Regions from separate parts of the Homo sapiens genome. Here regions 2, 3 and 4 are each linked to region 1. A link is a loop called in an ENCODE intact Hi-C map of the cell type or tissue named here. Cell type or tissue: PC-9. All regions are shown on one strand. Links, peaks and the distances in the headings refer to the core of each region. The heading gives the core; the rest is flanking DNA.

Evidence for each region. Hi-C counts contacts between places; a loop is a spot of excess contacts. Peaks named below come from ENCODE experiments on the same cell type or tissue, not always from the same donor. Only the 100,000 strongest peaks of a DNase experiment are listed, where the experiment ranks them.
Region 2: a loop joins it to region 1, with 6 times the contacts of the local background. A loop is called at or near these places in 35 of 110 quality-filtered maps.
Region 3: a loop joins it to region 1, with 4 times the contacts of the local background. A loop is called at or near these places in 30 of 110 quality-filtered maps.
Region 4: it touches region 1 in a loop (8-fold over the local background); 54 of 110 quality-filtered maps call a loop at or near these places.

Annotation. Positions count from the first base shown.
Region 1 is chr20:50,741,619-50,748,970 of GRCh38, reverse strand. All of the region lies in intron 2 of PARD6B (par-6 family cell polarity regulator beta), which reads right to left. Among named protein-coding and RNA genes, the nearest start is that of PARD6B, 14 kb to the right of the region's middle. In PC-9, for the core only: CTCF peaks have their summits at 4,062 and 4,262 (motif pointing right); DNase peaks (open chromatin) are centred at 2,340, 4,340 and 4,980; H3K27ac peaks cover 5,000 bases.
Region 2 is chr20:50,660,662-50,668,013 of GRCh38, reverse strand. The region is part of intron 1 of RIPOR3 (RIPOR family member 3); the gene reads left to right. It overlaps LOC105372659 (a long non-coding RNA gene), which reads right to left and starts at 801. Exons shown (of 5, transcript XR_007067644.1): 1 at 755-801; 2 at 160-254. RefSeq lists enhancers at 1,120-1,620, 1,621-2,121. In PC-9, for the core only: CTCF peaks have their summits at 4,317 and 4,517; DNase peaks (open chromatin) are centred at 4,393, 4,833 and 5,563; H3K27ac peaks cover 2,731 bases.
Region 3 is chr20:50,674,686-50,682,037 of GRCh38, reverse strand. The region is part of intron 1 of RIPOR3 (RIPOR family member 3); the gene reads left to right. Among named protein-coding and RNA genes, the nearest start is that of RIPOR3, 13 kb to the left of the region's middle. In PC-9, for the core only: no CTCF peak of the experiment used is centred there; DNase peaks (open chromatin) are centred at 1,397, 2,087, 3,527 and 5,347; H3K4me3 peaks cover 640 bases; H3K27ac peaks cover 4,747 bases.
Region 4 is chr20:50,622,307-50,629,658 of GRCh38, reverse strand. The region is part of intron 2 of RIPOR3 (RIPOR family member 3); the gene reads left to right. Among named protein-coding and RNA genes, the nearest start is that of MIR1302-5, 11 kb to the right of the region's middle. RefSeq lists enhancers at 221-818, 3,694-4,655. In PC-9, for the core only: CTCF peaks have their summits at 3,188 and 3,393 (motif pointing left); a DNase peak (open chromatin) is centred at 4,958; H3K27ac peaks cover 1,046 bases.

The DNA.
Region 1 (7,352 bases), core at 1,219-6,218:
AACTCCTGGCCTCAGGAGATCCTCCCGCCTCAGCCTCTCAATGTGCTAGGAGTACAGGTGAGAGCTACTGTGTCCGGCCTTAAAACATCATTTTAAACCAGTTACTTAAAATACATTTTTCCTTCACTTGTTTAAAAAACTTGTAATGTGGTTGGGCGTGGTGCCTCACGTCTATAATCCCAGTGCTTTTTTGGGAGGCCATGGTGAGTGGATCACTTGAGCCCAGCCTGGGCAACAGCGTGAGACCCTGTCTTTATGAAAAGTAAAAAAAAATTAGCCAGGTGTGGTAGGTAGCGTCTGCCTGGAGTCCCGGCTACTTGGGAGGCTGAGATGGGAGGATGGCTTCACTCCAGGATTCAGGTCTGCAGCGCACTATGATCACTGCACTCCAGCCTCGGTAACAAAACAAAAACACGCCTGCAATTTGCATGTTTATCATATTCAACTCAAATACTTGAAGTGGGATATTTGATTCTCAAGGTAAATCAGAGAGTAAAATCATATACCAATATCAGAGGCTGAGTGGGCAGATAATGTAATTGATGCTGATGCATATCAAACAAACACTTCGGAATTTTGGTATTCTGCAAATAAACACTCTCCCTCAGTTTTCTGTTGCTATTGTTTGAGACGGAGTCTCGCTCTGTCGTCCTGGCTGGAGTGCAGAGGCATGATCTCAGCTCACTGCCACCCCCGCCTCCCAGGTTCAAGCGATTCTCCTGCCTTAGCCTCCCAAGTGGCTTGGGATTACAGGCATGCGCCACTATGCCCAGATAATTTTTGTATTTTCAGTAGAGATGCGGTTTCACTATGTTGGCCAGGCTGGTCTTGATGGAACTCTTGACCTCAGGTGATCCACCTGCCTCAGCTTCCCAAAGTGCTGGGATTACAGGTGTGAGCCACCTCGCCCAGCAGGAATTCTTGATCTCTCATTTTCATTTTGAAAGAGGCAAAGGTGGAGTTTTAACTTTTTTCTTTACTGTGTGAAAAACTATGCATAAAGTTCAATGGTATTTTGTCCTCAGTGGTGGTGACACAGACAATAGGAAGTAGTAGGACTCTGGCAAACTGGAGAGCTCCTGCCTCATTTAGATGGCATAGCTGCTTCTCAGTTCCTCGCAGATTTTCTTCATGCCAGAAAGTCTTGTTTTTAGGCAAAATCTTGCGATCTTTAAATACTGCCGCCTAATTAAATAATAAACTAAAAGGGAAAACAGAACACCTAACACCAGATATGGTTAAATTATATGGCTGAAGGAAGATAGTCTATAAACAAAACATTTCATCAGAGAATGAGAGGTAAAACAGAAAATGAAACTAACAGCAGAAACAAAAGTTAAAATAGTATTTTCAAAAATAACTACAATGAGGATAAACTAAAAAGTGAAATTTACATGAATTAAAAAAAAAACACAACAACTTCAATAATGCCTCTCCCTGGTTTTCCAGTGGCTAGGCAAAAAAAAAAAAAAAAAAAAAAAGAAAGAAAGAAAAAAAGAAAAAGAAAAGAAAAGACAACAACAAAAAATAAATGGCTTCCCTCCTCCTCCACAAAATAGTTGAAAATCCTAGTCTCAGCTGCTGCCACAGAAAACACCAATCTCACCATCTTGCGTTTGTATAGCGCTTCAACTCATATTCTCTTGTTTAATCCTAAACCCCCTCATTGCTAAACTATTATCATCTTCACTTTATAACCAATAAATTAAGGGTACAACGTAAGTTACACAGAAAGAACTAGAGCCCAGGTTTTCTTACGAGGCTAGTATCTTCCAAGTCACAATAATGAATGCCAAGTATCAATTATGTCAGAGTATGGGGAGCTTTAGTATTCTTTTCTGATGCTGCGTGAACACTCTTCAAAACCTAGTTTCAGATAAATATATAAGGTTACGGGTATCTTATTTTTTTGGCATTTTTTTCCCCTTGGGGACACTTGTAATCATTTATAAGTATTTGCATTGGGCTCTTACAGAGACAGAAATGTATTTATAATATGGCTTTGGATATAAATCCATTGGTACAACAATCTTTTTGGCAAAAAAACCTATCAAGAATAGTCTTCTGGTAATGTGTTTTCTCAAAATCATACATATTTGTGTTTTAAAACAATCAATAAGGAAAGCCTATATAACATTTATAAGGGAAATTCCAGACCATATAAACTGAGAACAGTATTACGTTGCCTACATACCTACTCATGGGAAACCTAACCAAAATAAACTCCAAATCTGCATAATTTGGCATCACATCCAGACTCCATTTGAATGCTCTCTGCTAAATTCTCAAAAGCAATATGCCCCAGTACAAAGCCACCTTTGTTCTCCCATCTAGCTAATCAGTTTCCAGCCACTGGGAAAGAAAATATTTTGGCAGAAAGCCAGGGTTCAGGGTGTTAAAGTGTAAAGGTGAATGTCCACAAGGAATTGGAGTTGACTTTCTACCTGAACACTATCAGAGCATTAAACTCAGAATGAGATGGAAAGTTTGAAAACTTGATCATAGCAACTGTCCACTTGTATAAATTCACTTATGCAACAGTACATGATATGGGCTGATACAGCAGCACCGCATTTATCCCAAGCCTTTTCTTCAGCCAATGATCTCGGCTAACTGAACAGACAAGGATCCACCTAGAAGGCCTCCAAATAGTCAAACTGGATGTCTTACTTTCTTACACACAAATAGTGGCTGTTCTTCACTTATCCTGCAGGGCTTCCCTCTGAACCTCTTACTCTTTAAACATTAATTCTGAAAAGCCTAGTAATCTCATTCCTTTGCTCATAGAGGGTCATAAACCACACATTCAGAGCAAAGGGTAAGGATCCATTTGTGGGTGGCAGGCAGATGTAAGACATAAAAGCTTCACAGTGAGTAAAAAGCAAATCTAGAAAAAAAAAAAAACTTCTACATAAGCTCCATCAGTATCCCCATACAGTAACAAAACAGCAACCATTATAGTACAGCCATCAACAAAGTTCAAGATTATGCCCCACTTGAAGATCAGAGGAAGAAATCAAATAATGAAATAATGTTTTAAAATGTTCTAATCCAGGGGTTGACAACCGTTTTCTGTCAAGAGTCAGACAGTAAATGTCTAGGTATTACAGGCTATATAATCACTCTTGTAAAAGCAGCCACAGACAATCCATAAAATATTATGTGGCCAGGCATGATGGCTCATGCCTGTAATCCCAGCACTTTGGAAGGGCGAGGTGAGAGGACTGCTTCAGCTTAGTAGTTTAAGACCAGCCTGGGTAACATAGCAGGACCCTGTCTCTACAAAAATAATTTTAAAAATTAGCTGGGCATGGTGGTTTGTTTGTGCCTGTAGTCCAAGCTACTTGGGAGGCTGAAGTGGGAGGATCACTTGAGCCTGAGAGGTCGAAGCTGAAGTACGCTAAGATGGCACCACTGCACTCCAATCTGGGCAATGGTGAGACCCTGTTCCAAGAAAATTTTATATGCAAAAGCAGCCAACAGGCCTTAGTTTGCCAACTCTTGCTCTAATATAAAATGGTTAAATGAGATAGATCTGGCAACTTTTTTTTTTTTTTTTGAGACGGAGTTTCGCTCTAGAGTGCAATGACACGATCTCGGCTCACTGCAACCTCCACCTCCTGGGTTCAAGCGATTCTCCTTCCTCAGCCTCCCGAGTAGCTGGGATTACAAGCATGCACCACCATGCCCGGCTAATTTTTGTATTAGAGACAGGGTTTCACCATGTTGGTCAGGCTGGTGGCGAACTCCTGACGTTGGGCGATCCGCCCACCTTGGCCTCCCAAAGTGCTGGGATTACAGGCGTGAGCCACTGCGCCCAGCCAGATCTGGCAACTTTAAAAAGATTAAATATCACTTAAAGCAAATTAGATATTCAAATTTTGCAGACCCCTTCATTCCTAATACAGAAAAATTAATCACCAAATATTTAACGAACACTGACTATGTGCCAGGAATTGTGCTCTGTGGTACAGATTTGGTGAATAAAATAGGTATGGTGTCTACTTTCGTGGTGCTTACAATCTAAAAGAGGAGATGGCAACTAACAAATAATTTCAAATACTCTAAGTAAATTATAACAAAGGTGCTGAGAGCTATAAGCACACCATGCTGGGGAAGTATGTAAAGGGGACCTGGCCTGGCTTGTAGGAGTAAGGCAAGGCTTCTCCAGGGAAGTGATTCTGTGAGGAAAACCAGCCAGGGGCTAATAGTAGAAGGCAAGAAGAATGTTCCAGGCACAGGACTCGACAATATCCAGAAGAGGGAGGGCCAGACAAAGAAATCCAATACAGCTAGAACAGAGGGTGAAAAGCAGGAGGGAGGGAGGGAGGGAGGGAGTCAGGAGCTGAGTCAGAGGCAGCCAGGGGCCAAACAGACAAACAGGGCCTCCTGGGAAGTACCAAAGTTTACAGACTTTAGCCTAAGGGCAAAGGGAAGAAAATCAAGGATTTTAAGGGAAGACAGTGATAGTGAACTCATTTGGTTTTTCTACAAAGCTCACTCCGGCTGCAGGCTGGAGAAGGACGTGGAGGGGGAGGACAAGAAGCTACTGCAGCCAGCGCAGTGCAGTGGGTCACACTTGTAATCCCAGCACTTTGGCAGGCCGAGGTGGGCGGATTACCAGAGGTCGGGAGTTCGCAAGCAGCCTGACCAACATGGAGAAACCCCATCTCTACTAAAAATACACAATTAGCCAGGCATGGTGGCGCATGCCTGTAATCCCACCTACTCGGGAGGATGAGGCAGGAGACTCACTTGAACCCAGGAGGCGGAGGTTGCCGTGAGACGAGATCACGCCATTGCACTCCAGCCTGGGCAACAAGAGCGAGACTGCTTCTCAGAAAAAAAAAAAAAAAAAAAAAAAAGAAGCTACTTCAGTAAATTTGGATGGCACCTGGCCTGGAGCAGAGGACATGGAAATGGGGAGACAAATCTGAAAAATAACTAGAACACAGTTTTAATAGGCTTGGTGACTGACTAAAAAATAGGTATGTGTCAAAGGTGACACCCACGTTTCTGTTGTGAGTAACTGGTGTCACATACTGAGATGTTACTCCACAATTTCTTTTTTTTTTTTTTTTTGAGACGGAGTCTCGCTCTGTCGCCCAGGCTGGAGTGCAGTGGCGCGATCTAGGCTCACTGCAAGCTCCGCCTCCTGGGTTCATGCCATTCTCCTGCCTCAGCCTTCCGAGTAGCTGGGACTACAGGCGCCCACCACCAAGCCCGGCTAATTTTTTTGTATTTTTAGTAGAGACACGGTTTCACCATGCTAGCCAGGATGGTCTCGATCTCCTGATCTTGTGATTCGCCCGCCTCGGCCACCAAAAATGCTGGGATTACAGGCTGTAATTTATTTTTTTCATTTCTGGGCCATATCTTTTGTTAAAACTATAATTTACAATTTACTACTAAAATGTATATTCCTTAGACAACTTTAAACCCTGATTCATAAAAATGTAACCTTAAAAGACACCTACAAAATAATGTCCAATGCACAAAATCTAAGAGATGATTTAGATGCCCAGTTACCAGCATCTGGGCCACAAAGTCACATCTGTGTAAGGGCATGCCCTATGAGAGACAAAGTTTAAAGCAAAGCCTTTCTAGTGTTCCTAATAAAACGAGAATAAATCGAAGAGGTAAACATATGTGTCTGGTGTCAATCAAAAACAGACGGTGTTATAGCAAGAAGTCTGGATGTAGAGATTCTGACTAGATCTGGAGAGGGGTCTGTTCTGTAGCACATCAACAGATCCTCCACCTGGCTGATTATCAGGACTGGCTGGGAAGCTTTTAAAAATACACATTTCCCTGGCTGAATTCCAAACTGACAGGAATGACCTGAGTATTTTTAAAAGGCGCAAGCTTTAAATATTTTTTTAAAAATTTTTAGTGCACAGCAATAACCTCAACAATGAGAGCAGAAAGTCTATTCTGTACCTTCTCTTCCCCATCTCCCGAATCAATTAGGATAAACTCTAATACTCTTAACAGGGAATGGGGGATTGGGATCCTCTGCATGAAAATAACTTTTAAGATACCAGGTTTCTTGTGCTTTGTTTTTGCTCCCATGATAACTGCTCTAGGAATAGAGTATGGGGTTTTTCTTCTAACAATAAATTGTTATAAAAATTTTTCAAGATATCCAACAACACTATCTTAAACTTCAGACTATAAAGTAGTTTACACATTGAATTGTAAGCTTTCACTTTAAAGAAATTTTAGTAGAGTATCAGATGTTAAAAGATCACATAGTTTTAAATTTTAAAATGGTTTTGCAATTTGCTTTTCAAAAATCACTTGGGGGCCAGGCGCAGTGGCTCACACCTGTAATCCCAGCACTATGAGAGGCTGAGGAGGGTGGATCACCTGAGGTCAGGAGTTTGAGACCAGCCTGGCTAACGTCGTGAAACCGTGTCTCTACTGAAAACACAAAAATTAGCCGGGCATGGTAGCACACGCTTGTAGTCCCAGCTACTTGGGAGACTGAGGCAGGAGAATCGCTTGAGCCCAGGAGGTAGAGGCTGCAGTGAGCCGAGATCACACCACTGCACTCTAGCCTGGGCAACAGAGTAAGACTCTGTCTCAAAAAAAATAAAATAAAATAAAATAAAATAAATCACTTGGGGCCAGGCACGGCGGCTCCCACCTGTAAACCCAGCACTTTGGGAGGCCGAGGTGGGCGGATCACTTGAGGTCAGGAGTTTGAGAACAGTCTGGCCAACATGGCAAAACCCTGTCTCTACTAAAAATACAAAAATTAGCTGGGCGTGGTGGCACGCATCTGTAGTCCCAGCCACTCTGGAAGCTGAGGCACAAGAACCTGGGAGGCGGAGGTTGCAGTGAGTGGAGGTCACGCCCCTGCATTCCAGCCTGGGTGACAGAGCAAGACTTAAAACAAAACAAAACAAAACACCAGTACATATTAAGTGTAACTTCTGCCTTACTGATGCCTAACTGAAATCAAAAAGCAAACAGAAAATGTGCTGTAATCAAGCAGTAAAATGTAACTATACTTAATGTCATACTTTATATTAGTTCCTTGAATTAAATGTTCATTAAGGTTTACATAAAATCAGATTTCTAGTTAAGCATCTGCTCAACTTTGCTTAAAAGACAGAGTGCGGCCGGGCGCGGTGGCTCACGCCTGTAATCCCAGCACTTTGGGAGGCCGAGACGGGCGGATCACGAAGTCAGGAGATCGAGACCATCCTGGCTAACACAGTGAAATCCCGTCTCTACTAACAATACAAAAAAAAAAATTAGCCGGGTGTGTTGGCGGGCTCCTGTAGTCCCAGCTACTCAGAGGCTGAGGCAGGAGAATGGTGTGGAGCTTGCAGTGAGCCGAGATC
Region 2 (7,352 bases), core at 1,449-6,448, 81 kb after region 1:
GAGGGCCATGGACGCTGACACTGTAACTATCCTCTGCTAGTCAGGCAGATGCTAGTCACAGCAGCATGGAATCTCAGAAACAGCCCTCACAGTGGGCAGTATTAGTATCCCCTTTCCACAGAAAGAGAAATGGAAGCTCAGAGAGGCTACGGAACTTACCCGTAATCACAAAGCAAGCACGTGTCCCAGGTCTATGTGATCTCAAAGCCTTTGCTACTCTGACTCCCACGGCTGCTGTGTGAATTTTCAGTTTCCTGAAGGGGAGAAGAAAACAATTTGCTCTAGGAAAAGCTTCAAGGGCCAGACTTCAGAAATGCCCAGAGCTGTGAGTTCAGTATCATGGCCCCTGCCCTCCCCTCTCTATGCAGGGGCCGTACAGTGAGCTGAGCCGCGGTGAGGACGTGTTAAGAACTTAAAGCAGCGGCCGGGCGCGGTGGCTCACGCCTGTAATCCCAGCACTTTGGGAGGCCGAGGCAGGCGGATCACGAGGTCAGGAATTTGAGACCAGCCTGACCAACATGGTGAAACCCCGTCTCTACTGAAAATACAAAAATTAGCTGGGCGTTGTGGCGGGTGCCTGTAATCACAGCTACTTGGGAGGTTGAGGCAGGAGAATCACTTGAACCCAGGAGGTGGAGGTTGCAGTGAGCCAAGATCGTGCCATTGCACTCCAGCCTGGGTAACAGAGCGAGACTCCCTCTCAAAAAAAAAAAAAAAAAAAAAAAAAGTAGTTTAAAGAACTTAAAGCAGAAACCCGATTTTGAAATGTTCAAGGACAAGGCCAGGGAGGCTCGTTTGGGGATGGGGTGGAGGTTTCAGTCCATTTAAGTGGGCTGGAGGGGAATTTTAACTTTGCCGGCTGATGGTTAATGTTCCCTTCCCAAGGTATTCATGATTTATGCTGATGCTTTAAAAAGAAAATTTAGCCAAGCTAGGTTCAGAGTCCAGGAAGCTAAGGACAAGGCATTCAGGAAAGCTTTGTTTGTAGGGGAGGTTAGGAGGGATAGAAGCATATTCCAGATACCTCGCCCGCTTTTTTACTCCACTCACCCAAAGGAGAGGTCACCTTATCACATAAGACCGTAAGATAGCTCCCCAGGAGGGATCATGCAGATAAGATGTTTCTTCCTATGTTTGAAGAAATAGGTGTCCTAGGCTGGTCGCGGTGACTCACGCCTGTAATCCCAGCACTTTGGGAGACTAAGGCAGTGGATCACTTGAGGCCAGGAGTTAGAGACCAGCCTGGCCAACATGGTGAAACCCCATTGCTACAAAAAATACAAAAATTAGCTGGGCATGGTGGCACACGCCTGTAGTCCCAGCTACTTGGGAGGCTGAGGAGGGAGAATCGCTTGAACCCAGCAGAGGTTGCAGTGAGCTGAGATGGCACCACCGCACTCCAGCCTAGGCAACAGAGTGAGACGCCGTCTCAAAAAAACAACAAACAACAACAAAAAACAAACAAAACAAACAAAGAAATGGGTGTCCTAGGCTGGGCGTGGTGACTCACGCCTGTAATCCCAGCACTTTCAGAGGTCGGGGCAGGTGGATCACCTGAGGTCAGGAATTCGAGACCAGCCTGAGCAACAGGCGAAACCCCATCTCTACTAAAAATACAAAATTTAGCTGGGTGTAGTGGCAGGCACCTGTAGTCCCAGCTACTTGGGAGGCTGAAGCAGGAGAATTGCTTGAACCCGGGAGACGGAGATTGCGGTGAGCCGAGATTGCGCCACTGCACTCCAGCAACAGAGCGTGACTCTGGGCAACAGAGCGTGACTCCGTCTCAAAAAAGAAAAGAAAAGAAAAGAAAAGAAAAGAAAAGAAAAGAAATGGGTGTCCTTTCTCTGTATTCTAGGCCTCTTGTCTTGGCTGAATTGAAGAAAAATGTATATAAGGCCCTAGATGTTCACTGTCATGTTAATAAACCCTTCCTTGGTCTTCATTCTGGGGCCTGAATGGAAAAACGAAAGGCCCAGAGTCTGGGCCTTGGGACTCAGCATTACAAGGGATGGGACCCTGATTTATACTGGCTTAAGCAAAGAAGGGAATTTACTGGCTCATAAAATTTAGATGTCTGGGATTCGGTTTGGCTTTAGGTATAGCTGGATACAGTGAGGTGCGTGGCGACGGGGGGCCTTAGGGCTGATTTTCCTTCACCTAGCTTGGAGCAGATTCCTTGGTTGAACCAGTCATGGTGGCCAAAAGAACGTGGAGGTGTGACTGTCTGTGTTCTACTCCATGTAACTACGTGCACTGAAAAGTGGTGTGGGATCATTCGCCATAAGAAACCCACCCGGCAGGCACAGTGGCTCATGCCTGTAGTCCCAGCACTTTGGGAGGCCAAGGCGGGTGGATCACAAGGTCAGGAGTTCGAGACCAGCCTGGCCAACATGAGGAAACCCCATCTCTACTAAAGATACAAAAAATTAGCCCAGTGTCGTGGTGCGTGCCTGTAATCCCAGCTACTCAGGAGGCTGAGGCAGGAGAATTGCTTGAACCCGGGAGGCGGAGGTTGCGGAGAGCCGAGATCACACCACTGCCCTCCAGCCTGGGCGACAGGGCGAGACTCCATCTCAAAAAAAAAAAAAAAAAGGAAGAGGGGGCTCTGAGCCAAGGTAGAGCCAAGTTAGCCAGACAGGCCTAGGCTCCAGCAATCTTCTTGCCTCAGCCTCCTGAGTAGCTGGGACCACAGTCACACATCACCACGTCCAGCATTTTTTTTTTTTTTTTGGTATTTTTAGTAGAGTCAGGGTTTTGCCATGTTGCTCAAGCTGGTCTTGAACTCTAGGGCTCAAGTGATCCTCCTGCCTCAGCCTCCCAAAAGGCTGGGATTACAGGCGTGAGCCACCGCACCCGGCCAGCACCATGGGGTTTTTTTGTTTGTTTTGTTTTGTTTTTTGGGTTTTATTTTTGAGACAGGGTCTCGCTCTGTCACCCAGGCTGGAATGCAGTGGCATGATCTTGGCTCACTGCAATCTCTGCCTCCTGGGTTCAAGTGATTCTCCTGTTTCAGCCTCCCAGGTAGCTGGGATTACAGGCATGCGCCACCATGCCTGGCTAATTTTTGTATTTTTAGTAGAGACAAGTTTTTGCCATGTTGGCCAGGCTGGTCTCAAACTCCTAACCTCAGGTGATCCTCCTGCCCCGGCCTCCCAAAGTGTTGGGATTACAGGTGTGAGCCACCGTGCCCAGCCGGGTTTCTTTTTTCTTCCCCCACCGATTTCCCACTTCATGGCAGACACAGCACCCTTTCCTAGTGAGCCCATACACAGCCTCAGAATCTATCTCAACACTATACCCAAAGCAACCAATATCTCCCACCTTGGCGTTGGAACCTGAGCTGAAACTCTTTGCAATTCCTGCTCCAAGCAGATGGAGATAAAAATGCGCAGCTCTGAGCGTTGAGTGATTTGCCCAATGTCACACGGGAACTCAGGCAGAGAACCCTCCTGACTCAGCCAGCCCCCTTTCCCGTGGGATCCTGCCTGATGTGAGCCTTGAAAGAAGGTCTGTCCCTCAGTGGAGATTTCCACTCCAGGCAGCGGCTGCACACACACATGGAAAAGAAATAGACTCGAGGTCAGAGCAAAGCCAACAGTGCGACTGCTGACCCAGCTCTCAGGAGTGGCGCACAGCATGGAGAGCAGACAGGCGGGAGGGCTCACAGCCTAGCAGCCACGCTGTTTGTCCACCACAGAGATCTCACTGGGCTTCACGGTGTCCTACCTTAAATATTAGGTTGGTGCAAAAGTAATTGCAGTTTTTGTCCTTGAAAGTAATATATTGGGGCCAGGTGCGGTGGCTCACGCCTATAGTGCCAGCACTTTGGGAGGTCGAGGCAGGTGGATCACCTGAAGCCAGGAGTTCGAGACCAGCCTGACCAACATGGTGAAACCCCGTCTCTACTAAAAATACAGAAATTAGCCAGGTGTAGTGGCGAGAGCCTGTAATCCCAGCAAGTCGGGAGGCTGAGGCAGGAGAATCGCTTGAAGCCGGGAGGCGGAGTTTGCAGTGAGCCGAGACCACGCCATTGCACTCCAGCCTGGGGAATAAGAATGAAACTCCATCTCAAAAAAAAAAAAAAAAAAGAGAGAGAGAGAGAAAGTAATATATTAGGTATTCAAGTATTAGATACAATTAAATCTAATAATGTGCTCGAGTTGACAGCCATTCTCAAATTGTGAGAGAGGTGAGGTGTTTTCCTTCTGGGGATGGGGATCAGGGTTGTCTTGGATGGGGGGACAAATGGCTGGCACCAATCTAGGGAAGCCAGAAAGTAGAGAGTAAATACTGATGTGGCCATTATTCTGCCAGCTCAGTCTTGCCCAATGAAGGGGAGAAAATAGGTGGCAGAGAACCAGCCGCTTGTTTGCCATAGAAAGGTACCGAAAGGCTGTCCTGACCTCTAGGGGCCTCTTGTGATATGAACTTCATCATTTTAGGGAGCTGACCTTGGGCTCATGTGCTCACAACGCCAAGACCTTCACATATGTTATCCTAATTAGTATTCACAGAATAGTCCTGTGAAGCAGGTAGAGTTATTCCCTATGATCAGACGCTGCACTGGGGCGCTTGGAGAGGTGGAGTCGCACTGCCTGACCCTGGCTAGTAGCCACTGTGCCATACTCCACGGGCTGGCAGACACTGTGAAGCCGAACAGAACAGGGTATGTGAGCCACCTGACAATCATTAAGCACGTTGTAGCCAGCAGTAGGTCTGGGTAAGGTGCTGATGGGAGGCAGCATGTGGCAGTCCCAGCCTCAGGTCACTTGCTGAAGGACAGAGGTGCACTGGAGAAAATGTGGCCTTGGAGGCAGAATCACGTCAGTGAATACCTGTGTGACTCACTCAGTTGAGCTCAGGGCCTACAAACAGGTGCAGTCAGCAGTTTGAAAACTTTTTTTTTTTTTTTTTTTTTTGAGACAGTCTCTCTCTGTCACCCGGGCTGGAGTACAGTGGTGAGATCTTGGCCCACTGCAACCTCCACCTCCCCGGTTCAAGTGATTCTCCTGGCTTCAGTCTCCCGAGTAACTGGGACTACAGGCATGCGCTATGACAATCTGGCTAATTTTTATATTTTTAGTAGAGATGAGGTTTCACCATGTTGGCCAGGCTGGTCTCGAACTCCTGACCTCAAGTGACCCACCCGCCTCGGCCTCCCCAAGTGTTGGGATTACAGGCGTGAGCCACTGTGTCCGTCCTGAAAACTTCTTGTCTAGCACAAACTCCCATTGTACAGGTGAGAAAGCTGAGGCTTGGAAAGAATTGACTTCCCCCGTGTCACCAGCCAGAGAGTGGTGGGGCCAGGACTGGGATCCTCCCTGGGGTCCTGGTCCAGTGGACACCCCTGTGGGTCCACGAGAGAAGGTATGAACTGTGATGGAAGGGCAGTGGTGGGCCACCCGAGAGGAGGGTCCTGGGTGGGCAGAGGCATCCAGGCACACCAGATGGAGAAATAGCTTAGGGCGCTGTGTCTCACTCTCTGCAACAACTCCCCATGGGAGGGATGACAGCAGTCACGGCTGCACCTATGAAGTCCACCACCTGGGCTCCAAGCTAGCCCTGCCACTCTCCAGCCAGTGGCTCTGGGTGAGTCATGTCACCTGCCTGAACCTCCCTGGACCTCAGCACCTTCCTCTGAGCGTGGCCGTAAGCCTCAAGTGACATTATCCCACAGCCCATTGCCTGGCCCTTAGTGCCCAATTTCACCAATGTGGCCAATTATGACTGCTTATTTATTTCCATTTGGAAATTGGCTTTTAATTCCTTTTGGCTTTTCCCTTCTTCTCTGAGGGCTCCTCCTTCAGAGGGTCCTGCCCTGGATAAAGACAAAAGCAGATGCTCCCAGGTAGTCTGGGTCACACCCACGCCTCCCGTGGGTCTGGAAGTGGCTGGAGGAGGAGTGAGTCTGCGGCTGATCCTTTTCCTCATCAGGAGTCAGCTCCTTGGAGCCTCCCAGGGATGTCTGGAGGGGCTGCTGATTGCAGAACCAGCTGGAAGGGAAATTCGAGGGCAGATGTGGCGACAACGGAGGCTGCAGCAGTCAGAGCTTCCCCGCACTGTAGTGGCACAGGTGCCACGCCTGGAGCCCATCAGCCCCATGTTCAAATCCCAGTGCCGCCACTGCCTGCCTGTCGAGTGAATGTGATTCCTCCCACGGTTGGCTGAACTGGCTATGGACAGCAGCTGTCCTGCGCGGGACCCCAGGGGAAATGGAAAACATATCTCTGCCCCAGGCCAGCTTCCCCTTCTCTCCCAGGCCCCGACCTGCCCTTTAGACTCAGGAGTCCTGGCTTCACCCTTTGTCCGGACCTTCAAGAGACAACACAACTCTGATAACAGCAGTTCCGAGGCTGAGAAGGGGTTGTCGTGGGGACAGCGTGTTCCTGCAGCTAAGCCTTAACCTCTTTGCCTCTCCTCAGAATGCTTCAGACCAGGAAAGGGGAACTTGTCACTTGGGACTTGCAGGGACACTGTTTTGAAAGTAAACTCTCCCAAAGAGCCTCTGCCTGCTTTAGGGAGGAATGTTTGTTTGGGTTCTATGAATCAGAAACCTACTCTACCAATTTCAGGTTAAAAAAGGATGTGTCACAAGGCTATGGAGATGTTTATTTTCTTTTGGTTATTAAAAACATGTTAGGCTGGGTGTGGTGGCTCATGCCTGTAATCCCAGCACTTTGGGAGGTAAAGACAGGAGGATTGCTTAAGCCCAGGAGTTGAAGACTGGCCTGGGCAACATAGTGAAACTGTGTCCCTACAATTTTTTTTTTTATTTTTTAAGACAGTCTCGTTCTGTTGCCCAGGCTGGAGTGCAGTGGCGTGATTTTGGCTCACTGCAACCTCCGCCTCCCGCGTTCAAGCGATTCTCCTGCCTCAGCCTCCCGAGTAGCTGGGATTACAGGCATGTGCCACCACGCCCAGCTAATTTTTGTATTTTTAATAGAGACAGGTTTTCACCATGTTGGTCAGGTTGGTCTTGTACTCCTGACCTCAGGTGATCCACTCACCTCGGCCTCCCAAAGTGCTGGGATTACAGGCATGAGACACCGCACCCGGCCTCTACAAAATTTTTTTTTTTTAATTAGCCAGGTGTGGTGGTTCCTGTAGTTCCAGCTACTTTGAGGGCATAGGTGGGGGGTGCTGAGGTGGGAGGATCCCTTGAGCCCAGGAGGTCGAGCCTACAGTGAGCTGTGTTTGTGCCACTACACTCTAGCCTGGGTGACAGAGCAAGACCCTGTCTCAAAAAAAAAAAAAAAAAAAAAAAGGTAAATCCCAGAAAACCCAATGACACTAATTTAAAGGAAGATTCTTTGGTTCGTGTAATGGAAAGTTCGGGGGTAGTGCTGTGATTT
Region 3 (7,352 bases), core at 874-5,873, 67 kb after region 1:
CTTCTAATGGTTGTACCAATTCACAAGCCACCCTCTACACATGGCATTTGTCAAACATCTTACTTTTTGCCACCTGAATGGGTGGAATTTGCCCTAGATCTTGACTGACATCAAGGACGGGGCTGGAATGTCCAAAAGCCTTGAATGGGCTGCGTGTTTGTGACGTCCCACATCTTTGTGGCACAGCTTCTCCTGCAGGAGAGGCAAGCCTGGCAGCTGTGCTACAGAAAGGAACACATGGCGTAGGGATTACAGATCTGATAACATCAACTTTTCCTTCCTCCCCTCCACCTCCTTTTATTTGGTCTGGTTCTCAACGCGTGTGGGGAACGGTGTGGTGAGGAAGGGGCGAATCCTTGGTCCGTGACAGGCACTGTTGCATGCACTTTACAGATATTGCTGTTAATTATTTACCTCTCAGATCCTGCAAATGGAGGTGCCCTTAGAAGCCCCACTTTACAGATATGGAAACTGAGGAACAGAGAGGTTAAGTGACTTGCCTGAAATTACACAGGGAGTAAATGGCAGAACTGGGTTTGAATCCAGCTCTTCTGGCTTCGTCCAAGGTTTATGCTGCCTTTCAGTAGCGCCTGCAGTGAAGGGTTGCAAACTCCTCAGTCCTACAGACTTGGGTTCAAACCCTGGATCCCCTACCACCTCACTGTATACCTCTGAGCAGTTACATCACGTCTTTGAACCTCAATTTCTCTAAAATAAAAAGAGCTATCTTTTCCAGAAGCCTCATTATATGTTTTTTTTTTTCTAGTGCCTTATTGTTTCTTTTCTTTTCTTTTCTTTTTTTTTTTTTTTTTTGAGACAGAGTTTGGCTTTGTCGCCCAGGCTGGAGTGCAGTGGTGCAATCTTGGCTCACTGCAGCCTCCACCTCCTGGGCTCAAGCAGATCCTCCCATCTCAGCCTCCCAAGTAGCTGGGACTACAGGCATGCACCACCACGCCCAGCCAGTTTTTATTTTTTGCAGAGACTGGGGTCTCACTTTGTTGATCAGGCTGGTCTCAAACTCCTGAGCTGAAATAGATTCACCCGCCTTAGCCCCCCAAAGTCCTGGGATTAAGGTGTGAGCCACTGTGCCAGCTATTGTTTCTTGTTAGGTCATATGCCCCTTCTTGAAATTTCCCCGGAATATGTTCTTTGGCTTACGCCTGTCAGAGCTCATCTCTGGAGTTGAGGGGGTATCAATGCCACTCACACTTGTACCTGCAAATCAGGGTGCCCTCCCACCCCCCGACCCAACAAAAGCCAAAGGCTGTTCGTAGGAGCAGGAGATAGGTGCTGGGCATCAGGAAAGCAAGTGTCCACTCTGGTCTGGCTGGGCTGGTTTGGGCCACTGACCTTCATGACCATTGTATTGCGTAAGAGGCTGCTCTGGTTGAGCTGTAACCAGCACAGGCAGCCTTTGGCCAGGTCGGCGTGAGATTACCAGCCTCGCACAGGCGGCTGCACACGACACGTCTGCAATACCTATTCTGAAGGGTAATTCTCTGGGATAAAGCATGTTTATGTTTTTTAGGGAGGTGGGGAAGAAAATTCCATTTCTGTTGCCAATTAGTTCTGCTTGAGAACAGCTTTTCTCAACACCAACATATTGGCTGCCCAGACTTGAGTTCTGTTGATTAACTCAAAGTGGGGAAAAAAGTGATTTTTCTTTCCTTCCTCCACCCCCAACCGTGAAACCCGGCTGTTAGTGATGAAAGGGGTCCTGTGGATCATTTAGTTTTCCTTGTCATGACTCCAGGAAAGGCTATAAAAATAATCAGTGGGCCCCGCTGGCCGTAATTGACTGTAGAGAGAAGTTGGCTACCACAGCGCCTGAGTTATGAGAATCTGTTTCAGATGCAGGCTTCAGTTGAGCCTCGTCTAATGACACCTGCTCCCCAAGGCCAGCGGAGGGTGGGGGTGCTGACGCTTGTCTGCATGCTTCTCTTCCTTCCCGGGTTCCAGGGAGCTCCTGGCAGAGGGACCCAGGACAAAACAGAGATGCTGGGAGGAGAGGACCAAGCATGGATCTGGCCCTGCTGCTTGCACCAAATTCCAGGTCTACTGTTTGTTTGTCTGTTTGTTTTGAGACAGGATCTTACTCTGGTTGCCAGGCTGGAGCGCAGTGGTGTGATCTTGGCTCACTGCAGCCTCAACCTCCTGAGCTCGGGTGATCCTCCCACTTCAGCCTCCTGGGTAGCTGGGACTACAGGTGTATGCCGCCATGCCTGGCTAATTTTTGCAGTTTTTTAGTAGAGACGGTTTTTTTTTTTTTGAGACAGAGTCTCACTCTATTGCCCAGGCCCGAGTGCAGTGGCGCGATCTCGGCTCACTGCAACCTCTGCCTCCCAGGTTCAAGTGATTCTCCTGCCTCAGCCTCCCGAGTAGCTAGGACTACAGGTGAGCGCCACCACGCCCGGCTAATTTTTTTTTTTTTTTTTTGTATTTTTAGTAGAGACAGGGTTTCACCATGTTTGCCAGAATGGTCTCGATCTCCTGACCTTGTGATCTGCCCACCTCAGCCTCCCAAAGTGCTGGGATTACAGGCGTGAGCCACTGCACCAGTGGAGATGGGATCTTGCCATGTTGCCCAGGCTGGTCTCGAACTCCTGAACTCAAGCGATCCTCCCACCTCAGCCTCCCAAATTGCTGGGATTACAGGTGTGAGCCACCGTGCCCGGCCCAGTCCACTGTTTGTTGGCCATGAACCTGGGGCAAGAAACTTCACTTCTTGGTGCCTCTTTTTTAAATTTTATTCTTTTTTTTAACCATAAACTCAACCAAGTGGCACCCTCATTTTATATATTTTTAAATATTATATATATATTTTTTGAGGTATATATATTTTAAAATATTATATGTGTATCTCTCTCTCTCTGTGTGTGTGTGTGTGTATATATATATATATTTTTTTTTTTTTTTTTTTTTTTTTTTTTTTTGAGACAGGATCTTGCTTTGTCACCCAGGCTGGAGTGTAGTGGTGCAATCCTGGCTCACTGCAGCCTCGAATTCCTGGGCTCAAGCAATCCTCCCACCTTGGCTTCCTGAATAGCTAGTACTACAGGTGTGGATCACCAGGCTTGGCTAATTTTTTGAATTTTTTGTAGAGATGAAGTCTCACTTTGTTGCCCAGGCTGGTCTTGAACTCCTGAACTCAAGTGATCCTCCCACCTGGGCCTCCCAAAGTGCTGGGATTACAGGCATTTTAAACAGATAATAATGGTTCCTCCTCCTGGGGTGATGTAAGGATTGAATGAGTTAATAACATGCAAAGCACTTGCAAGGAGCCTCCACCATGTGCAAAGTCCTGTGTCAACGCCAGCTTTTGTTATTTATTCAAGACTCCCCCACTCTTCCTCCCTTGACACTTGAGTCGTATGTGGTTGTGCCAAAATATCTTAGTCCAGTCCCCTGATGATGGACGTGAGATCAGTTCCGATCTTTTGTGATCACGAATAGCACTGCATTGAATAACCTGTAGCTTGTGAGCCAACCCCTCCACCCACCCCTTAAGGTATGTGAACCCCATGATAACCTTGGCCTTGGACTTTCCTTCCCGGAGCCTGCAGAACGAGGAGAGATATGTGGGCATGTGGCCAACTCTGGCCTGGCATGCAAACAGGCCTGTGGGGTGGGGTGGGAGGTGGGGGTAGGCCCTCCCTGAGCCAGGTGGGACAGATTCCTGCTGTGTCCATCTGGTGAGTGAGGAGCCACAGGGTGAGTTTCAGAGGGTTGGGCCAAGGCCACCCAGCCCCCAGGTTCCTGGTGAATGCCCTTATGTGGACTGGAGAGAGGAAACCTGTACTGTGCCTTGTGGGCTCTGCCCATTTTTTGTGATCTTCCTCTAGGAAGCCCGCTGGGATCTCTGCTCCAACACACTTTGCTATATCAGCCACCGGTTTAGCACCCATGGTGGCTGGTTCTCTTCTTGGGGGGCAAAACCCATGATGATTGAGAAAATGAGATGGGGAGTCAGGAGGCTGATTTTGGTCCTGACTTCCCAGCACCTCCACCCTTGTAACTCCTGTGGCTCCGTGTCCTCATCTGAAAGCAGACTAAGAAGACGAATAATAAGGCCAGGCGCGGTGGCTCATGCCTATAATCCCAGCACTTTGGGAGGTCGGGACAGGTGCATCAGTTGAGGTTAGGAGTTCAAGACAAGCCTGGCCAACATGGTGAAACCCCGTCTCTACTAAAAATACAAAAATTAGCTGGGCGTGGTGGCACGTGCCTGTAATTCCAGGTACTTGAGAGGCTGAGGCAGGAGAATCACTTGAACCAGGGAGGCAGAGGTTGCAGTGAGCTGAGATCGCCCCACTGCACTCCAGCCTGGGTGACAGAGTGAGATCTTGTCTCAAAAAAAAAAAAAAAAGGCCAGGCGCGGTGGCTCACGCCTGTAATCCCAGCACTTTGGGAGGCCGAGGCAGGTGGATCACCTGAGGTCAGGCGTTTGAGACCAGCCTAACCAACATGGTGAAAACCCATTTTTACTAAAAATACAAAAATTAGCCAGGTGTGGTGGTGTGTGTCTGTCATCCCAGCTACTCAGGAGGCTGAGGCAGAAGAATCGCTCGAACCCGGGAGGTGGAGGTTGCATTGAGCCGAGATTGCGCCACTGCACCCAGGCCTGGGCAACAAGAGCAGAACTCGGTCTAAAAAAAAAAAAAAAAAAAAAAGTAAAACAAGAAAATAATAATAATAATGGTAACAAATTCACAGGAAGGTCTTGTGAAGTCTCAGAGACGTAATGCAAATGGGTTTGGACCCTGTGTCTGGCACAAGAAATATAAGCTGGTGTGAGAAAATGACCTATCTATGGGAATGTCTGGGCCACAGGCACTTGCAGCCACCTATGAAGGGAGTTAGTCCGAATTCCCAGGGCCTTGGCAAATCATCCACCCTCAGAACTGAGTTTTCTCTAGCAAATGAGGGTGCTAATGATATGTATCCCAAGGGTTTGATGTGAGAATTAAATGAGACCAGGCACATATTGCTTTGCATTTACACTGTGGTATTGTTGATATTATTAGTTATCTGTGTTGATAGTTGTGAGCATCCTTCCAGACATTGGCACAATGCGGTGCACGCAGCTGGTGCTTGGTGACTGCAAATGGATTGACGGACAGGGCCCAGTATCTGGGCTGGGTGTGGGTGGCTCACACCTGTAATCCTAGCACTTTGGGAGAATGAGGCAGGAGGATTGCTTGAGCCCAGGAGTTTGAAACCAGCCTGGGTATAAGCAAGACCTCTACTAAAAAAAAAAAAAAAAAAAAAGTAGAATCTGGAGGATGCACTGATAGAGAAACCCATTTCTGATGTTGTGGAGCCCTTAGGGAGAATAAAGGGGAAAAGCCTGATGTGACCTCACCTGTGGGTTTTTTTATTTTGTTTTGAGACTGAGTATTGCTCTGTGGCCCCAGCTGGAGTACAGTGGCATGATCACGGCTCACTGCAGCCTTGACCTCCTGGGCTCAAGTGATCCTCCTACCTCAGCCTCCAGAGTAGCTGGGACCACAGGCATGCACCACCATGTCTGGCTAATTTTTGTATTTTTAGTAGAGACGGGGTCTCTCTATGTTGCCCAGGATGGTCTTGAACTCTTGGGCTCCAGCGAACCTCCTGCCTTAGCATCCCAAAATTCTGGGATTACAGGCATGAGCCCCCACACCCAGCCCTCACCTGTGGTTTTATAGTCAGCTACAGCTTAATTCTGGGAGATGATGGGCCTCATCCCACACACCATGGCAAGTACGTGACACAGCAGGAGGCAGACCAACTTCCCCTGACTCTCAGGGCAGCAACCTTCACCCTGACCTTCAGCCCCATGCAGGAAGCAGCCCGTCGGGGTGAGACACAGTATCCATCTGTGGCCAGAGCCCTTGCACATTTTTGACATTTTTGTGTCTTGGGACAAAAGGCGAAGGAACTCAGATGAACTGGTTCTTGTTTCCTGGTGGAAAAACACTCCTGCCCTTATGGAATCTTCGCTGTTGTGTGGTTTTGCCTGTATTTGTGTCTCTCCCTCACTACCCTACAGTTCAGCAGTAGCTATTCTAGAAAACCCACATAAGGTAGACCCAGGAATGATTTCTGGGATTGTCTGAGGATATTTAAGGGGCCAGAGGGCTCCCTGCACCATCGATGCTGGCCCTGGATCTCCTGCCCCGTCTGCCGTTCGACTTGCCCTGAATGCGTGAACAAATGAATGAGCAGACATTTGCTGGACAGCTGCTGCCCTCCAGGCACTGGTGTGCTGGTGTTCCACAGCCCGGGGGCCGAGAGCCACTCAAAGCATTCATATTGGGAAGTTGGCAGGGATGGTCTGGTCAACAGCATGGGCGTTGGCATTGGAGTCAGATGAACCTGGCTTTGTCAGACCCTAAATAGGGTGGCCTTGGACAGACCTGCCTGAACCTGTTTCCTCAACTGCAAAATGTGAATAAAGATAGCACAGTGTGGTCGGTGAGGACTGAGCAAGGAAGTGGCTCTAGCACTTGGCATACACAGTTGGTCCTTAAAAGTGGGCTTTAGACCAGATAGACCAAATTCAAATCTAGATCCAGCTATGAGTCCCTTAACTTCTCTGAGTCTTGATCACTCTCTCTGTAACATGGTATAGTAACCTCTTACAGTTGTTGTGAGGATTTAGGTGAATTCACACATATGATGCATTTATAATGCAGAGAACCTAGTGCATGGTAACCACCTGTATTAGCTTCCTAGGACTGCTGTAATGAAGCACCTCCAACTAGGTGGCTTCAAACAACAGAAACTCGTTCTTTCACAGTTCTGGATGCTAGAAGTTTGAAATCAGGGTGTCAGCAGGGCCACTTTCCCTCTGAAGACTCTAAGGAAGAATCCTTTCTTGCCTCTTAGCTTCTGCTGGTGGTCAGGGATCCTTGTTGTTCCTCAGCTTGCGGCTGCACCATCTTTGCACCACCACTTCCTGTGTGTCCCATCTTGTTTTAGACAGGATCTCACTCTGTTGCTCAAGCTGGAGTGCAGTGGCCTGATCATAGCTCACTGCAGCCTCAAACTCCTGGGCTCAAGCAATCCTCCCACCATGGCTGGCTAATTTTTAAATTTTTTAAGTTTAATTTTATTTATTATTTATTTATTTTTTAATAGAGATGGGGTCTTGCTATGTTGCCCAGGCCGGTCTTGAACTCCTGGCCTCAAGTGATCCTCCTGTCTCAGCCTCCCAAAGTTCTAGGATTACAGATGTAAGCCACTGCACCTGGCTTTTAGTTTCTTTTTTAGAGACTGGATGGGTTTCAGTATGTTGTCCAGGCTGGTCTTGAACTTCTGGGCTCAAGCCATCCTCCTGTCTCAGCCTCCTAAAGCCCTGGGATTACAAG
Region 4 (7,352 bases), core at 1,299-6,298, 120 kb after region 1:
GGTTACCGGATGAGGGAGCAGGCTTGGCACAGATGGGCCTGGGGGGCAGCATTGACCCTGTGGCTGAGTTCCCTGGGGGTGCTGGCCGGGCCAGGCCCTGCCTGCTGCCCCGTCCTGTGTCTCCTCCGGCTTTAGGTACTAAGTCCCTGGGAGGAAGGTTGTTTCTGCTTCTGGAGGCCACAGCCCGATGAGCTCAGGCCTGCTGCCCCCTCGCTCCAGGGCCTCATGCCAGGCACTGTGCAAGCCCCCAGGGAACCATTTACGAGCAGGCAGGCCTGGGGACTGGGGCAGTTTATCGACATCCTGAAGGGGCCAAACCTCTGTCTGTCTGAGCCAACGGGGTGGACAGGTCGGGGTCCCCAGCCAGAGCAGAGTGCAGAACTCAGTAGGTCAGTGAGTCAGTCAACAATAAAATCCCACCATGCTCTTCCCCGACTTGAAACCCTGCAAAGATTCCCAACCTACTTAGAATAAACCCAGCGCCCTCCTGGCTAGAGGCCCCTGGGACCTGGCCCCAGCAGCCTACCTCCCTCCCCTCCCGGCCTCAGGGCCTCAGCACATGTGTGTCCTCCCGCTGGAGCTCCTACCCCACTCCTCCACCTCCAGTTCCCGTTGAATCACCTGCAGGCATTGGCTTCCTGCTAGGTCCTGGGGGAGGACCCCTGAGCTCCAGACCAGGCCAGGTCCCTCCTGTGTGTGCTCCCTGAGCTCCTTCCCAGGGGCATTTGCTGCGGGGATAGGACCCCACCTCCACCCCCCTGAGGTCAGCCCTCCCAGCTCACTAACCTTTCCCTGGGGGCTCCCTTCCCATGGGTGGTGGTGCCGGGACCCCAGGGTTAAGATCCTGGAGTGTCCCAGCTGGAAGCACCTTAGGAATCCCTGTTCACGCAGCAGATATTCACGGAGCACCTACTCTGGCCCTGTCCTGGGCTCTGGGGACAGACCCAGGCCCTGCTGTCCTGGGAGCTGATGGCAGCAAACAATAAGCCAGTGATAATTGAGACAGATCCAGCTGGTGGCAGTGCTGTGAGGGAACTGAACTGGGGGTGGGGGAGGGCACCCATGGTCTCCTGGGAGAGCCTGACGAGACAGGGGCATGGGGAGTGGAGGCAGGAAGGGACAGAAGAAGTGGATCTGCGCGTGTGCAGATGGGGGTGGGCCGGGAAGCCTTCGGCGGCGGGAGGCAGCTGCGAGTGCAGATGTCCTGGGTGGGAATGAGCTTTAAGGGACAGAAAGCAGGTGTGCGGCTGGCATGCGTGACAGCAGTCAGGGAGGGAGGAGGACCCTGCGGAGCCTCATGGGCTGCAGTGAGGCCTTGAGACACATTCTCAGTGGAGGGGAGCCTGGGAAGGGTTTAAGTTGATGCCCCAAGACGAGAAGAATTTGACCCAGGCTCCAGAGCAGTTAGTGCTCAGTGCCCCAACTCCAAGCCTCAGAGAACAGAAAGAGTGGGTGCTGCCTGAGAAAGGCACACAGCAGGCACTCCATAAGTGCTGCAAAGAGGGGGTTAAGTATAAACCGGCCAGGAAATGATGCTGTTTCTCAACTTAACCATTTCTGAGCTGCCTCTTCCTGGGCTTTATCAGAGTCCCCCACTTTCTTGCAGGGGTCTGTAATCAAGGCTGGGAAGGTCAGCTGTGCGGGTTACCTGGCCAGGGGGCCATCCGGCCCAGGTGACCCTCTCCCAGCTGTGTGCCCTGGAGTGGGGCTGGTCCACTGAAGCACTGTAGGGACCCTTGTGTGGTCTGGAAGGAGGGGTAGGGTCTGCAGACCCTGTACCCAAGGGCGGCTTCATGAGCGTGTAGCCTGTGCTCTGTACTTTGATTGAACGCTCTGCTGTTGTGCTCTAGAAATTTTTGTGGGTGTCATTCTGTCGCCCAGGTTGTAGTGCAGTGGTGCGATCTCGATTCACTGCAGCATTGACCTCCTTGGTTCAAATGATCCTCCCACCCCAGCCTCCCAAAATTTTTTTTTTTTTGAGACAGTTTCTCTCTCTCGCCCGGGCTGGAGTGCAATGGCGCGATCTTGGCTCACTGCAACCTCCGCCTCCCAGGTTCAAGTGATTCTCCTGCCTCAGCCTCCTGAGTAGCTGGGATTACAGGAGCGTGCCACCACGCCCGGCTAATTTTTGTATTTTTTTTTTTCTTTTGAGACAGAGTCTCGCTCTGTTGCCCAGGCTGGAGTGCAGTGGCATATTCTCGGCTCACTGCAACCTCCGCCTCCTGAGTTCAAGCAATTCTCCTGTCTCAGCCTCCTGAGTAGCTGGGATTACAGGTGTGCCTCACCATGCCAGTTAATTTTTTTTTTTTTTTGTATTTTTAGTAGAGACAGGGTTTCACCATATTGGTCAGGCTGGTCTCGAACTCCTGACCTCAGGTGATCCACCTGCCTCGGCCTCCCAGAATGCTGGGATTACAGGTGTGAGCCACTGTGCCTGGCACCAAATAGAAATTCTTAATACAATTTTTTTGTGTGTGTTTTGAGACAGAGTCTTGCTCTGTCACCCAGGTGTGCAGTGGTGCAATTTAGGCTCACTGCAAGCTCCACCTTCCAGGTTCAAGCAATTCTTCTGCCTCAGCCTCCTGAGTAGCTGGGACTACAGGCATGGGCCACCACACTGGCTATTTTTTTTTTTTTTTTTCTTGAGACGGACTTTTGCTCTTGTTGCCCAGGCTGGAGTGCAATGGCACAATCTCAGCTCACCATAACCTCCACTTGCCGGGTTCAAGTGATTCTCCTGCCTCAGCCTCCCGAGTAGCTGGGATCACAGGCATGTGCCACCATGCCCAGCTAATTTTTAGTAGAGACAGGGTTTCACCATGTTGGCCAGGCTGGTCTGGAACTCCTGACTTCAGGTGATCCACCCACCTCGGCCTCCCAAACTGCTGGGATTACAGACGTGAGCCACCGCGCCTGGCCCAAAATTCTTGATAAATTTTGAATAAAGAGCCTTGCATTTTTATTTCGCACTAGACCCCACAAATTTCACAACTGGCCCTGCCTGCAGCTCTCCTCCTGCCAGGCCTGTGGGGGCCTCTGAATGTCCTGCATCCATGGGACATGTCCCCTCAGGCCCTAGAGGGGAGCTCTGCCCAGAGAGTGCCCCCACGGTAGGCCTCTGCCTCTCGTTGGCCCCTTCCTGGATTCCTGGGATCAGCTCTTTGGGAGGAAGGAGGACAGAGGTGATCCATCCCCTTGACACCAGGGCTCGCTGGCCGTCAGCAAGGGTCCCACAGTGTCCAAGTCCTAGTCTAGGAAAGACAGCCCTGATGGCTCTAATATCTCAGACCCCTCCTGTCCCCCATCTGATTGTCAAGGATGCCAGAGGATGCTGGGCCTGGGCTGGTTCGGAGGTCCCTGGGCAGCCCCCACCTGGCCTTGGCCTCTGCCGCCCCCTTGTGTGAGGGCAAGGAAGAAGCTGCCCACACCGACGGGGAAGCGGTGCATCTATTTTTAACTTCCTGTCTCCGTCGAGCTCCCTGGGGTCTGAACCCTTGGAGCCAGGGCTGGAGCCTGATTGGGTTTCAGGCCCCACCTTCTGGCCTTGTTCCCTGGTAACCCGAGCAGGCCGAAGCGCAGCCGCACTGTCAAGGCAAACAACCTGGCAGGAGGGCAGGGCTCTGCATGGAGAGGGTGGGCTGATGCCCCTTCTCTTCCCATCACCACCTTGACCCCTACTCTGGCACCTTGAAACCCCTTTCACTATAGACAGGGATTTTTACTCCACAGTCAGATGGCTCACTTGGGGAAGTAACCTGGTGGGGAAATTTTATACTAAGGTGTGAATGATTGACATAATAAGGCCATTTCCCAAGAGCTGGACCTGGGGGGTGGGAGGATAGAGAGATGAGAGGATAAACAGTGAGGATGAAGGAGGAGAGGGCCAGGCCCCGATACTGTCCTACTCTGCCCCAGTTGACAGGCATGGTTGCCCTTCCCCCTTTCCTGCCCCTCCTCAGCCAGGTCTCCCTCCCCCAGGCAGTCAGGCAGGTACTCCCCGAGCCAGGAGCCACTGGGACATCCTCCTCAGCTTGGGAATTCCTCTGTTGGGATGGCTAAGAAGTGTGGGTGTGAAAACGAAATAGCAGCCATTAAGTTTCAAGGAGAGGAGGCTGGAGAAAGAGGCGGCTCATATCCAGCCCTGCCTGTGAAGCTGTCAAGCACACAGACTCTGGAGCCAGAGGCGAGTGATGCAAGTTCAGTTTCCTGGACGGTACCAGGGGGCCTGACCTCAAAGACTGTGTCAGGAGAAATGAGTCCATACATGTAAAGCACCAAGAGCAGGCCAGGCGGGCGTGGTGGCTCACGCCTGCAATCCCAGCACTTTGGGAGGCCAAGGCAGGCGGATCACTTGAGCTCAGGAATTCAAGACCAGCCTGGGCAACATGGTGAAACCCTGTCTCCACCAAAACTACAAAAAATTAGCCGAGTGTAATTGTGCACTCCTGTGGTCCCAGCTACTCAGGAGGCTGAGGTGGGAGGATCACTTGAGCCCAGGAGGCGGAGGCTACAGTGAGCTGAGATCACGCTACTGCATTCCAGCCTGGGAGACAGAGCAAGACCTTGTCTCAATTAAAAAAAAAAAAAACAAAAGCACTGAGAGCAGAATTTGAGCTTGGCAAGTGCCGAGTGCATGCCTGTCATCATCACCCAGTGGCCAGCACCGCCAGGCACCTGGGTAAATGGTTGGCTCACGTCCTTGTTGCATGGAGTCTTCACCTGAAGCCTGTGCAGTCAGTCCTATAATTGTCCCGCCTGGAGGCTGGGGGCAGGTGCAGGACTTGAGCCCGGCCCTGTCTGCCTCCAGAGCCTGCACTTGCAACAGCCGAGTACCAAGGCCTCTGCCAACCACACCAGGCAGAAGGACTGCTGTAGCAACCTCACGTGAGGGCTGGGGCCGGCAGGTTGCACGTGCCCGTCTGGAAGCTTGTCTGGCATGCCAGGGGCTGTTTAATATTTACTGAGTCCTCCCAGACCTGGTGAAACATCCGGCCCCAGAGGCTCTTCCTGCCCCGGCTTCTGTGACACCTGGGCCAGACATGCTGCCTGATTTGGCCATCTGGAGGCTGCATGTGCATCACCTTCCCCGGGTGGGCGGGCTCTCAGAGTGGCCACTGAGCCTGTCCTGTTAAACCTCACACAAGGAGCACTAGGCTCAGAGCTTTCCCGGGAGCAGGTGCATCCAGGTGTGGCTGCAGCAGCGAGGGTATAAGGTCCCCAGGTGGATGGAAGCGGGGCTGGGCCAACGGTGCACACCTGTTGGGGGCTGGAGGCAGGAGCTGGGAGTGAGCGAGCTCCTGCCCCACTGCCTGCTGCCCACCTGCCGGGGTCCCTAACCTCTCAGAAACCTGCCTTTTCCCGAGTCTGCAGCCCTGACCGTCTCTGCCAGCCTCAAGATGGCAAACTTGCGGAGGGCCCGGTTCAAGAGGTGGGTGATGGGGCCTCAGGGAGGGCAAGGGGAAGAGGGAGCACAGCCCCTGTGGGCTTTGGAAAGCATCACTTAACATTAAATATATACAAATGGCTGGGTGCAGTGGCTCATGCCTGCAATCCCAGTACTTTGGGAGGCCAAGGCGGGCAGATCACCTGAGGTCAGGAGTTCAAGACCAGCCTGGCCAACAAGGTGAAGCCCTGTCTCTACTAAAAAAAACAAAAATTACTGGACGTGGTAGCAGATGCCTGTAATCCCAGCTACTGGGTAGGCTGAGGCAGGAGAATCGCTTGAACCTGGGAGGCGGAGGTTGCAGTGAGCAGAGATCGTGCCACTGCACTCCAGCCTGTCGACAGAGCGAAATTTCATCTCAAAATAATAATAAGAATAATACCTGTCTCCTAGGGTGGTTGTGAAAGTCGAGATATTTCTATAAAGCCCTTAGCGAGCTCCTGGCGGCAGCAGGTGCCCCCAGTTACTTAGGCTCACGTGTTCTCACCAGGCTCCTGAGGCCCTTGGGCTTGTGGTGTCAGCTGTTCAGCAGCCCACTAGCCCTGGCCTGAGCTTAGTTTCTCTGCTCTACAGAGACATTACTTGTCATTGTAAAGGTGTTGGAAGCTGGACTTTCTCTGGGAGCTGCCCTTCTCCTCCTCTCACACATCCTGGGTCCCCAAAACTAGAGAGGCCCCAGGTCCAGGCCCCTCTGCAGACTCCCACTTCTGCCTGGGTCAAACCTTGCTCCTTGCATCCACTCCCAGAGCATACCAGGTCCCATTCTCCACCTTTGCTCCCTCTGTCTCCAGCTGGGAACACCCAGGGGTGCACTCGCTATCCCGCTCTGCCTGCAGGGGCCAGGTTCTCTGTTCTCTAATCCCCTTGGGATACTGTATTTTCCCCCGTTCAGCTGAGCTTAATATTTACCAAACTCCTAATATTTTCTTTTTTTTCTTTTTTTTTTTTTTTTTTTAAGGCAGAGTTTTGCTCTTGCTGCCCAGGCTGGAGTGAAGTGGCATGATCTCGGCTCACTGCAACCTCTGCCTCCCGGTTCAAGTGATTCTCCTGCCTCAGCCTCCCGAGTAGCTGGGATTACAGGTGTCCACCACCACGCCTGGCTAATTTTTTGTTTAGTAGAGACGGGGTTTCACCAGGTTGGTCAGGCTGGTCTTGAACTCCTGACCTCAGTTGATCCACCCACCTTGGCCTCCCGAAGTGCTGGGATTATAGGTGTGAGCCACAGTGCCTGGCCTGCACCTAATGTTTTCTAAGCTGTGAGCCAGGGGAAAGATACAGATAGGATGTGATGATTCTAACAACAGCTTGCATGTAAAAGGTCTCCTTTGTGCCACATTTTGGGCCTGGCATCTAATAGAATTCTCAGCACCATCCTCTGATGTATTACGTGGTCCCATTTTACCAGTGAAAAGACAGAGCCTTGGGTAGTGTGTTGTTAATGTAGAGGTGAAGTTGCTTTGATAAAAGGACCCCCAAAATGCAGGTGCTTACTTGAGATTGGTTATTCCTCTCTCTCTCTCTCTGCAGTCCAGAGCCAAGGGGTGGATGAGGGCATGTGTGTGTGTTGGGAGGTCTGCTTCACGAGGCTATTCAGGGCCTGTTCCTTCTCTCTTGTTGTTCAGCCAGCTTTTAGGGGTGGGTTGAAGCTGCTTCCAGCATACCGTTATTCCCGCCCCTGGGAAGAGGAGGAGTTGGAAGAGAAGGGCCAGTAGTCCCCTATAATAACTGATGCTGAGCCAGGCACGGTGGCTCACACCTGTAATCCTAGTACTTTGGGAGGCTGAGGCAGGTGGATCATTTGAGGTCAGGAGTTCGAGACCAGCCTGGACAACATGGTGAAACCCTGTCTCTACTAAAAATACAAAAATTATCCAGGTATGGTGGTGCATGCCTGTAATCTCAGCTACTT